Linked DNA regions of Homo sapiens: region 1 is linked to region 2. The links are chromatin contacts, found by Hi-C in ENCODE. All regions are on one chromosome and are shown on one strand. Each heading gives the region's core, a stretch centred on a gene start or an enhancer-like site at or near the end of the contact. The rest is flanking DNA. Distances are from core to core; before and after follow the strand shown.

Region 1 (4,193 bases), core at 561-3,060, 280 kb after region 2:
AAGTTAGCATAGATGAAGCATTACATTGTTTGCTGCAAAACAACATACATAAGGAGTCATTTGCCAACAAAAACAAAATCCTATTATTACGTATCATGCTACATGCTAAGTATACTATCTCATTAACTATGGCAACAGTCCTCTGACATCAGTGTTTATAACCTTTTTGTTTGAATGGAAGAGGAGACTTATGAAATATGAAGATTAAGAAGTTTTCTGACACATGCACAGCTAGGAATGGGAACATTGGCATCTAATGTCACTCTCTGTTGCCCCAAAGCCTGTGCTTTTTAAGAAAGAGAAATGTTGTGACTACACTTTGCCATAGAGGAGAATTGTTTGATATCCCCATATAAATAGTCCTAGACTCACTTTATCATACATAGCAGTCTCATAGAGCAATTCCTTCGCCACCACAGGAATGGAGTCAGGAATTTTTTTTTTTTTTAGATGAGTCTCACTCTGTCACCGGGCTTTCTTAAATAATTTTATAATTATGTAACAAATATAACTGAAGAAAAAAACAACTGATTTTTGACTTTGATTTTGAGAGAGAGAAAGATATGAGGAGAAGTAGAAGGAGGAGGAGAAGGGAGAAGAGGAGGAAGAGGAGAAGTAGATGCAAGGTGATGAACAGGGAAATAGTGTAAGAATGTCATTTCTATTTCAAGTGGAATGTTAGGCAAAGTCTCCTAAGGAGTTCATATTAACCAGAATCCCAAAAAAAGTGACAGAACTGTCTATGAGAATGTTTGAGAAAAGGCCGACGGAATTAGAATTAGAATCATTGTGTTCGTGTGTGTGTGTGTGTGTGTGTGTGTGTAGCCAAGGCGGGTGGATTATAAGGTCAGGAGTTCGAGACCAGCCTGGCCAACATGGTGAAACCCCGTCTCTACTAAAAATACAAAAATTAGCCAGGCGCGGTGGCGGGTGCCTCAATCCCAGCTACTTGGGAGGCTGAAGCAGGAGAATCACTTGAACCTGGGAGGCGGAGGTTGCAGTGAGCCAAGATCGCGCCACTGCACTCCAGCCTGGGTGACAGAGCGAGACTCCATCTCGAAAAAAAAAAAAAATGTTTCAGTGATTCTCTCTCCTCCTCCCTTTTCTTTGGCTGATAATAATCTACTATTCTACACTAAGGATGATATCATTCCACTTCCTTTCTTCATTTTGTATATTTAGAAGTATATCTAATTAACAGGTACATATTTATTTAATATTAAATATGTGGTGGATACTGACAATTAAATAACTCAAGTTTTATGTAGAGTAGAAAAGATAAAGAGAAAAAGAGTTATTGAAAGTTAAGAAGAAATTTCTAAGAAGCTAAGGATCAACTAATCTACATAGTGGTCTGGCTTTCAAGGGGGTAAAACATGCCCCAAATTGGTGTTGACTCACACACGCACACAAAGAGCATTTTATATTTTTCAAAATTTCAAAATAGTCATATTTTCCATCTCTCAGTGAAACCACATTATGTCTATGACTAACAGGTACTTTGAAGACAAATGGAGTTTTCACCAGATGAGTCATTTTTCTCTAACGGAGAACTATCAGGATTGAAGGTGATTAAAGCAGAACAGATCTTTGAGAAACTAAATAAGAAACAATGCTCAATGGCATTTCTTAGAAGCAAAAAATATCAGATCATCTATAACAGAATATTTATTTTCATAACAACCATAATAACCGTTACAGCCACAGTGGGTGCTGTGTATACAGCCATACCCACAACCATAGCAAGAGCCAAATCCACAGCTCCCACACACACTTTTGTAATTGAAATACATAGTGTCAGGAGATGAGAATTCAGCCAGGTAACAGCATTTCTGGAGTTTGGAACCCTTGGGATCTTTCTATATAATAAGAGGTCTGCAAAGTGTGTGCCATCCCTACTTTGCCTTCTCATTCCCACAAGAATTTATATTTAACAAGCTTGTTGTTGTTTTATTCTGTGTCCTAAGAAAGCCTCTCATTTTAGACCTTCATTTAATTCCTGCAAGTTAATCATAGACTGTAAAAAGTAATTTGTACACTCTGTATACATGTTCTCAGTGAGCCCCAAATGTACACTCCACAAATATCATGATGCTAAATCTTGCAGGGAAGTACTTCCCTCAGCTCTAACCCAAAACATTGAGAATCCCCATCCCCAGCCTCCTAGAGAAAGGAAGGGGCTTAGTGATTCCTACCTTTTCAGGTGCCACCAGTATTACCATCCAATCCACAACTGTACTACTCAGGAGAGGATAGGCATAGGAAGGCTAAATTGAGAAACATGCGTTCAATTCTATAATATTAGAATTTATTGAGAACTTTCCTAAAAAACAGAACATGACAGTAGGCACTGCTGAAAATAACATAAAAATAAAAATGAAAAACATAAATAAGACCAAGAACAGACCTTCAATGAACTCCCAGCTTAGTAAGGAAGAGAAACATTTACACAAAAAAAGTCTCAGATTGATGCGGTTAGAGAAAAAGGAAAGAGAAATCCTATGAAATAGACCTCAAAACAATCCAGACCAGGTCCACTTAGGGCCTTCATCCATGCTGGGCTTTCACCTGCAGTTTTTACAATTTAACACCCATATCTATGACTCATTCCCTCATTGCCATCAGAGTGTGTTCAAATGTCACTCAAGGAGGCCCTCCCTGAACAGTATTATTTATAGCTAGCACCCTCCCACAGATATATCTTTATTCTCTACTTAGCATTTATCAAGCCATTTATCACCATATGATAGACTTGCATTTTACTAATTTTGTTGACTGTTTTTCTCACTGGAATATAGGATATCTGTGAAGGCAGGAATTTCTTTTTTTCTTTAGGGAATAAAATAGATTTTAAAAAAGTATAATAAACTGGGGCCAAATAATAAAGAGCTTTGAATATTAAGGTAAAAAGTGTGGAATTCATTCTAAAGGTAATGGAGAACCAGAGAAGATTTTGAGCAAATTAATGGCATAATCAGCTCAATATTTTGAGATACAGAAATCACAACCATTTATCCAGTGTACTTAGTAATGTCCTATTTCTTCGAAACCATTATTTGCTAAATTATTCTCTTGAGCAAAGATCTTTCCTTGAGCACTAGCCATGGTTGCATTGAATTTGTGGCATTTTATTTTCCAATTATGTTTCCAGGAACACTAGGACTGGGAGGTATTAAAATGTATTCCAAGAAATAGAGTTTCCAAGATTTTAAAATGTGCTATCAAACACTATAAAATAAAAACACCTTCAGAGTATTCACAATTTACATATGCGCTGTAAGTTTTACTTGCACCTAAATGCCAGGTATTGTAGTAGGAGTACAAACTGGAACGCCATGATAGCATTTTAATTATCCTTAGGAGGACAACTGTGTAAAGAAAACCAGCTTGACATTCTTCAATAAACTAACATATTTGTGTAACAAAATAACTTTTTAAGTTGAGAAATAACTTTTAAGTTCTTTTGAAAGTTATCGTCTTAGAGTATATGTTCAAATATGAAAATCTTATGAGTGTTCAAGTTTCCAAATCACTAAAGAGACTGTTGGCGTTTTTATACAGCACAAGCAAATAGGCCACATTAAGTCAAACAGGTCATCTTTTTTTTTTTTTTTTTTTTTTTTTTGAGACGGAGTCTCGCTCTGTCGCCCAGGCCGGACTGCGGACTGCAGTGGCGCAATCTCGGCTCACTGCAAGCTCCGCTTCCCGGGTTCACGCCATTCTCCTGCCTCAGCCTCCCCAGTAGCTGGGACTACAGGCGCCTGCCACCGCGCCCGGCTAATTTTTTGTATTTTTAGTAGAGACGGGGTTTCACCTTGTTAGCCAGGATGGTCTCGAAGGTCATCTTTTAAAATAACCATTGGGTAAGCAGTTTTGCCTAGATTAAACTGAATATTTTGAAAATAAACCTTTGATGGGACTCAATTACAAAATTAGTCTCAACTCAACCTAAATATGGTATTTTCTTGCCCATGAGAGTTGAAAATCTATATTTAAGATGCTCAGTGAGGATTGAATCTTAGACAATCTGAAAAAAGCTTCTAAAATTTGGTACCTGAGCACAGTGGCTCACACCTGTAACTTCACCACTTTGGGAGGCTAAGGCAGGAGGATTACTTAAGGGCATGAGTTCCAGACTAGCCTGGGCAACATAATGAGACCCTGTCTCTACAAAATAAAATAAAATAAATTAG
Region 2 (4,314 bases), core at 856-3,355:
AAAAATCCATACTTTGAGAAAAGAATGTGCGACATTACTTAATATCTGATCCCTCAGAGTATTCTTCTACTGAAATTGCTTATATAGGAATGGATGACATTAAAACAAGAAAGCAACTTCAATTTAGGCGGGCTAAATATTTGTGTGGCTATTTTGATATTCAATATTTTATTGACAAACACAACAGGAAGATTTGGAATCTACTAGAATGCTTTTTGGCTATTAATAATTGAGAAGCCTAATAAATAAGAATTGTTTATTCCAGAAACACAGAACAAACTATGTTACTTAATAAATGAAACATGATTGGAGATCAATTTGTCTCCTCAAAAGTTTAGACTTATAAAGTCTACAATTTGGAAGGAAGTTGAGCAATTATCTCCAGCCTCCTGTCAGATTGGAATTCCACTTACAACATCCTAATTAGATTTTCCCAGGGCCCTCAGTATGGAAATATCATTAATTGCAAGAGCAACTCATTTTAGATTTTTAGCTGAATCTTCCCCTAAAACTTTTACCTAGTAATCCTGATTCTTCATAGAAGGGAGTCTCAGTTCACTTCCATTGTAGAATACATCAGTTCTGAAGATGGATGTCTTAAGAGGTTTGCCCATTCCCACAGGTTAAGGCATTTCCTGCATCCGTGCCATATATCTATTTACAGTTTGCTCTGATGAACTTTCTGAGCGAATCCAGAAAAATCCTCATTACTCTAGTACTCTAGGCAGAATATATATGTCAGCTGATACATCAGAGGTCACAAAGGCATTCACTCTCAATTACACATTATCATCATGTATCCTTCCCACCCCTTTATTTCAATTTATAAAGTCATTTGTTACTATGAATTCTTTACATATTTTATCTTTCTGTGAATACTACATGGGATAGACATTTCCCTCATTTCTTGCTTTTCTTTTCCCTCTCTGGTAAAAATGTCACCCTCTGAGAGAAAAGAAAGGAAAAGATTAACGATTTACATTTTACTTATAGTGCTTATTATTTTCCTCTCAGTAACATCAACATGACCAAAAATTACTTATACCTTATGGGGATAAACGGTTTTTTATAATCAAACTTATTGATGACTTCTATGAAGAAGCAAATCAACCTTTGAGTAAGGGATTTCTTTAGTAGTTTTACAATGTAAACTTCAAAGCACTTGTTCAAAAATTTCACCCTTCATTCTTAACTCTTCATGTGCACAAGAGTGACTTAGCTACTTGTGTTATAAGAAATCTAAACTTAAATATGTTAGGCACTCATTTAGCATGTCTACCAAATAAGGATTGTTATTGGGTTATTTCTTCTAATGGTTCAAAGAATTGAAAGAAGGAATAGATATTGAAATTTTTTTTCTGTTCTCAATTGAATTTATAAAATTGGAGCAAGATCAAAGTCCCTTCCAGATTACAAGGTATTTTTCAGATCTTTACAAATACCAGAACTCTCAGTGTCTTAGCCGTTTGATCCAATTTCTAGAAGGACAGGATGAATGAAGCATCAAGTTTTTTTCTTTGTTTTTTTGTTTCTTTGTTTGTTTGTTTGTTTTGGAGATGGAATCTTGCTCTGTCTCCCAGGCTGGAGTGCAGTGGTACGATCTCGGCTCACTGCAAACTCCGCCTCCCGGGTTCAAGCAATTCTCCTGCCTCAGCCTCCTGAGTAGCTGGGATTACAGCCGCCCACCACCATGCCCGGCTAATTTTTGTATTTTTAGTAGAGACGGAGTTTCACCATGTTGGTCAGGCTGGTCTGGAACTCCTGACCTCGTGATATGCCTGCCTCAGCCTCCCAAAGTGCTGGAATTACAAGTGTGAGCCTCCGCGCCCGACCCTTTGAAGCATCAGTCTTATAGGTACAATTATGGTGGTTTTCATTCTACCTAAGCAAGATGAATGAGAAATGGCATTTTTGTTTCATGAACAATTGCTTTGAAAAACTAATGAAATTCTTTCATGTAGAAGTCTACGTTCATAAATAAAATTCTTTGAGTGTTAATATATTTCATTTTGACTGCAGCCTAATTAAGTGTTCTCATTAGAATGGGCACTTGTGACTACACCTATTGCTAGAGTATGTCAGTGTCCAGTATAGAAGGTAACATTCACACACACACGCTCCTCACTGCAAATCACCTGAGCTCAGAACTCCTGTTAACATGTCTTACAACTGCAGCTCTGGAAACTTCTCCTCCTGCTGTTTTGGAAGTTACCTGAGGTATCCAGTTTCCACTTATAATTTGTTCTACCCCAGCAATGCCATCTATTCTCCAAATACCTGCCAACTGGGCTCCTCTCTCTACAATGGCTGTCAGGAGACCTACTGTGAGCCCACCAGCTGCCAGACATCCTGCACTTTGGCCAGATCCTATCAGACATCCTGTTACTGCCCAAAGAATTCCATCTTCTGCAGTCCCCGCCAGACTAACTACATAAGATCCCTTGGATGTGGAAACACTGGCCTTGGATCTCTTGGTTGTGGAAGCACTGGCTTCCAATCTCTGGACTGTGGGTCCAGCTTCTACCACCCAACTACCTTTTCATCCAGGAATTTCCAGGCAACTTGTTACTAACCAGCCTTTGGGTCTCGCCTTTTTGGATCATCTTACTGAATATTCTCCATTCTCTCATGATTATTTCTGTACTCTATGGAACTGCAACACTCAGCCTGTCCAATATCTGTGATTGTTGACCATCTACATCAGTAGGACTCAGCATCCTAGCCCTCTTGGAAGTATATGATTGAACACGGACAAATTAATCTTGACCTAGGACCCTTCCTAAATCTGACAGGAGATATATCTTGAATTTCAATTTTTGTGCCAATGCTCAGGATCATTTCTGTTATCATCTTTCTAAAATCCTTCTCTCATTATTTTCCCAGAACTCTTCCACTCAAATATATTTCAAATAGTTACAATATTTTAAATAAGCTTATTTCTTTGGCATGAATTCTGGCATTCCATTTTATTTTGTTAATACAATACACTTAGGCTGGGCATGATGGCTCACACCTGTAATCCCAGCACTTTGGGAGACTGAGGCTGGCGGATCACTTTAGGTCAAGAGTTTGAGGCCATCCTGGCCAACACAGTGAAAACCCATTTCTACTAAAAATACAAAAATTAGCAAGGCCTGGTGTGCACCTATAATCCCAGCTACTCAGGAGGCTGAGGCAGGCGAATCACTTGAATCTGAGAGACGGAGGTTGTAGTCAGCTGAGATCATGCCACTACACTCCAGCCTGGGCAACAAAGTGGGACTCTGTGTCAAAAAATAAATAAATAAATAAGTAAAAATGATACATTTAGTGAATTCATCCCATATCTTCAACTGTCTTCCTTAGGTACACTTTTTGTTTGTTTCATATGTTTTATTGATATTTTGTTGAATAGAAAACAAAGTGCAAAGAAAATTTAAATATATAACCTATCACATGTTTTAAGAGATTTAAATCCCCTCATAAGTGCATTTTTTATATATTTGCTTCAGAAAATTTTGTTTTAGTCTTTCATTGAAAAAAAATTTATTGAGGTCCTATTATATACCAAGCATTACGCTGAACAAAGACACAAATTCTCTGCTTCAGGAAGTTCCCACAAATACAATTATAACTTATATGGCAAATGGAATAATGGGGTGAAGACAAGATTCAGTGGGAACACAAAGAAGAACTTCAAAAACACTCAGAGAAAATAATATAAACCCATTATTGAAAATAGAGTAAATAAGTTACACTTAATTTTAGAATAACAAATCTTACTGATCTATTGTGTCCATTGCAGTCCCTTGAAAAGCAGCTGCCAAATGGGATTAAACATAAAAAAGATTTATTGGTGAAAATGCCAGTGATAGATAATGGGGAGGTAGTTGGAGAGGTCTGGGAGAGCCATACTACTGTGGAGTATGTCTAGCCTCAGTGAAGGACAGAGGGAACTAAGTTTGGTCTAGAAGAAACTTCTTTAAGAAACTCCCCATCGGGCGTGGTGGCTCATGCCTGTGATCCCAGCGCTTTGGGAGGCCGAGGCGGGTGGATCGCGAGGTCAGGAGATCGAGACCACCCTGGCTAACACGGTGAAACCCCGTCTCTACTAAAAATACAAAAAATTAGCCGGGCCTGGTGGCGGGTGCCTGTAGTCCCAGCTACTCGGGAGGCTGAGGCAGGAGAATGGCGTGAACCCGGGAGGCAGAGCTTGCAGTGAGCCAAGACAGTGCCACTGCACTCCGGCCTGGGCGACAGAGCGAGACTCCGTCTCAAAAAAAAAAAAAGAAAAGAAAAGAAAAGATAAGAAAAAAAAAGAAACTCCTTTAGGGC

The links. Hi-C counts contacts between places; a loop is a spot of excess contacts on that map. Pooled maps may share reads with other maps.
Region 1: a map of left cardiac atrium shows a loop between it and region 2 (2.9-fold over the local background). The contact joins the promoter of KRTAP21-3 here to the promoter of KRTAP15-1 in region 2. A Hi-C loop is called at or near these places in 28 of 168 maps with a recorded cell type or tissue (PC-3, Right ventricle myocardium inferior, Right ventricle myocardium superior and 9 more) and 13 of 50 pooled maps.

What each region holds. Positions count from the first base shown.
Region 1 is chr21:30,716,967-30,721,159 of GRCh38, forward strand. It overlaps KRTAP21-3 (keratin associated protein 21-3), which reads right to left and starts at 1,811. Exons shown (of 1, transcript NM_001164435.1): 1 at 1,559-1,811. The coding sequence starts at 1,793. The coding sequence ends at 1,617. All of the region lies in intron 2 of LOC105372773 (a long non-coding RNA gene), which reads right to left.
Region 2 is chr21:30,438,170-30,442,483 of GRCh38, forward strand. It overlaps KRTAP15-1 (keratin associated protein 15-1), which reads left to right and starts at 2,106. Exons shown (of 1, transcript NM_181623.3): 1 at 2,106-2,700. The coding sequence starts at 2,159. The coding sequence ends at 2,572. The region is part of intron 3 of LOC105372772 (a long non-coding RNA gene); the gene reads right to left.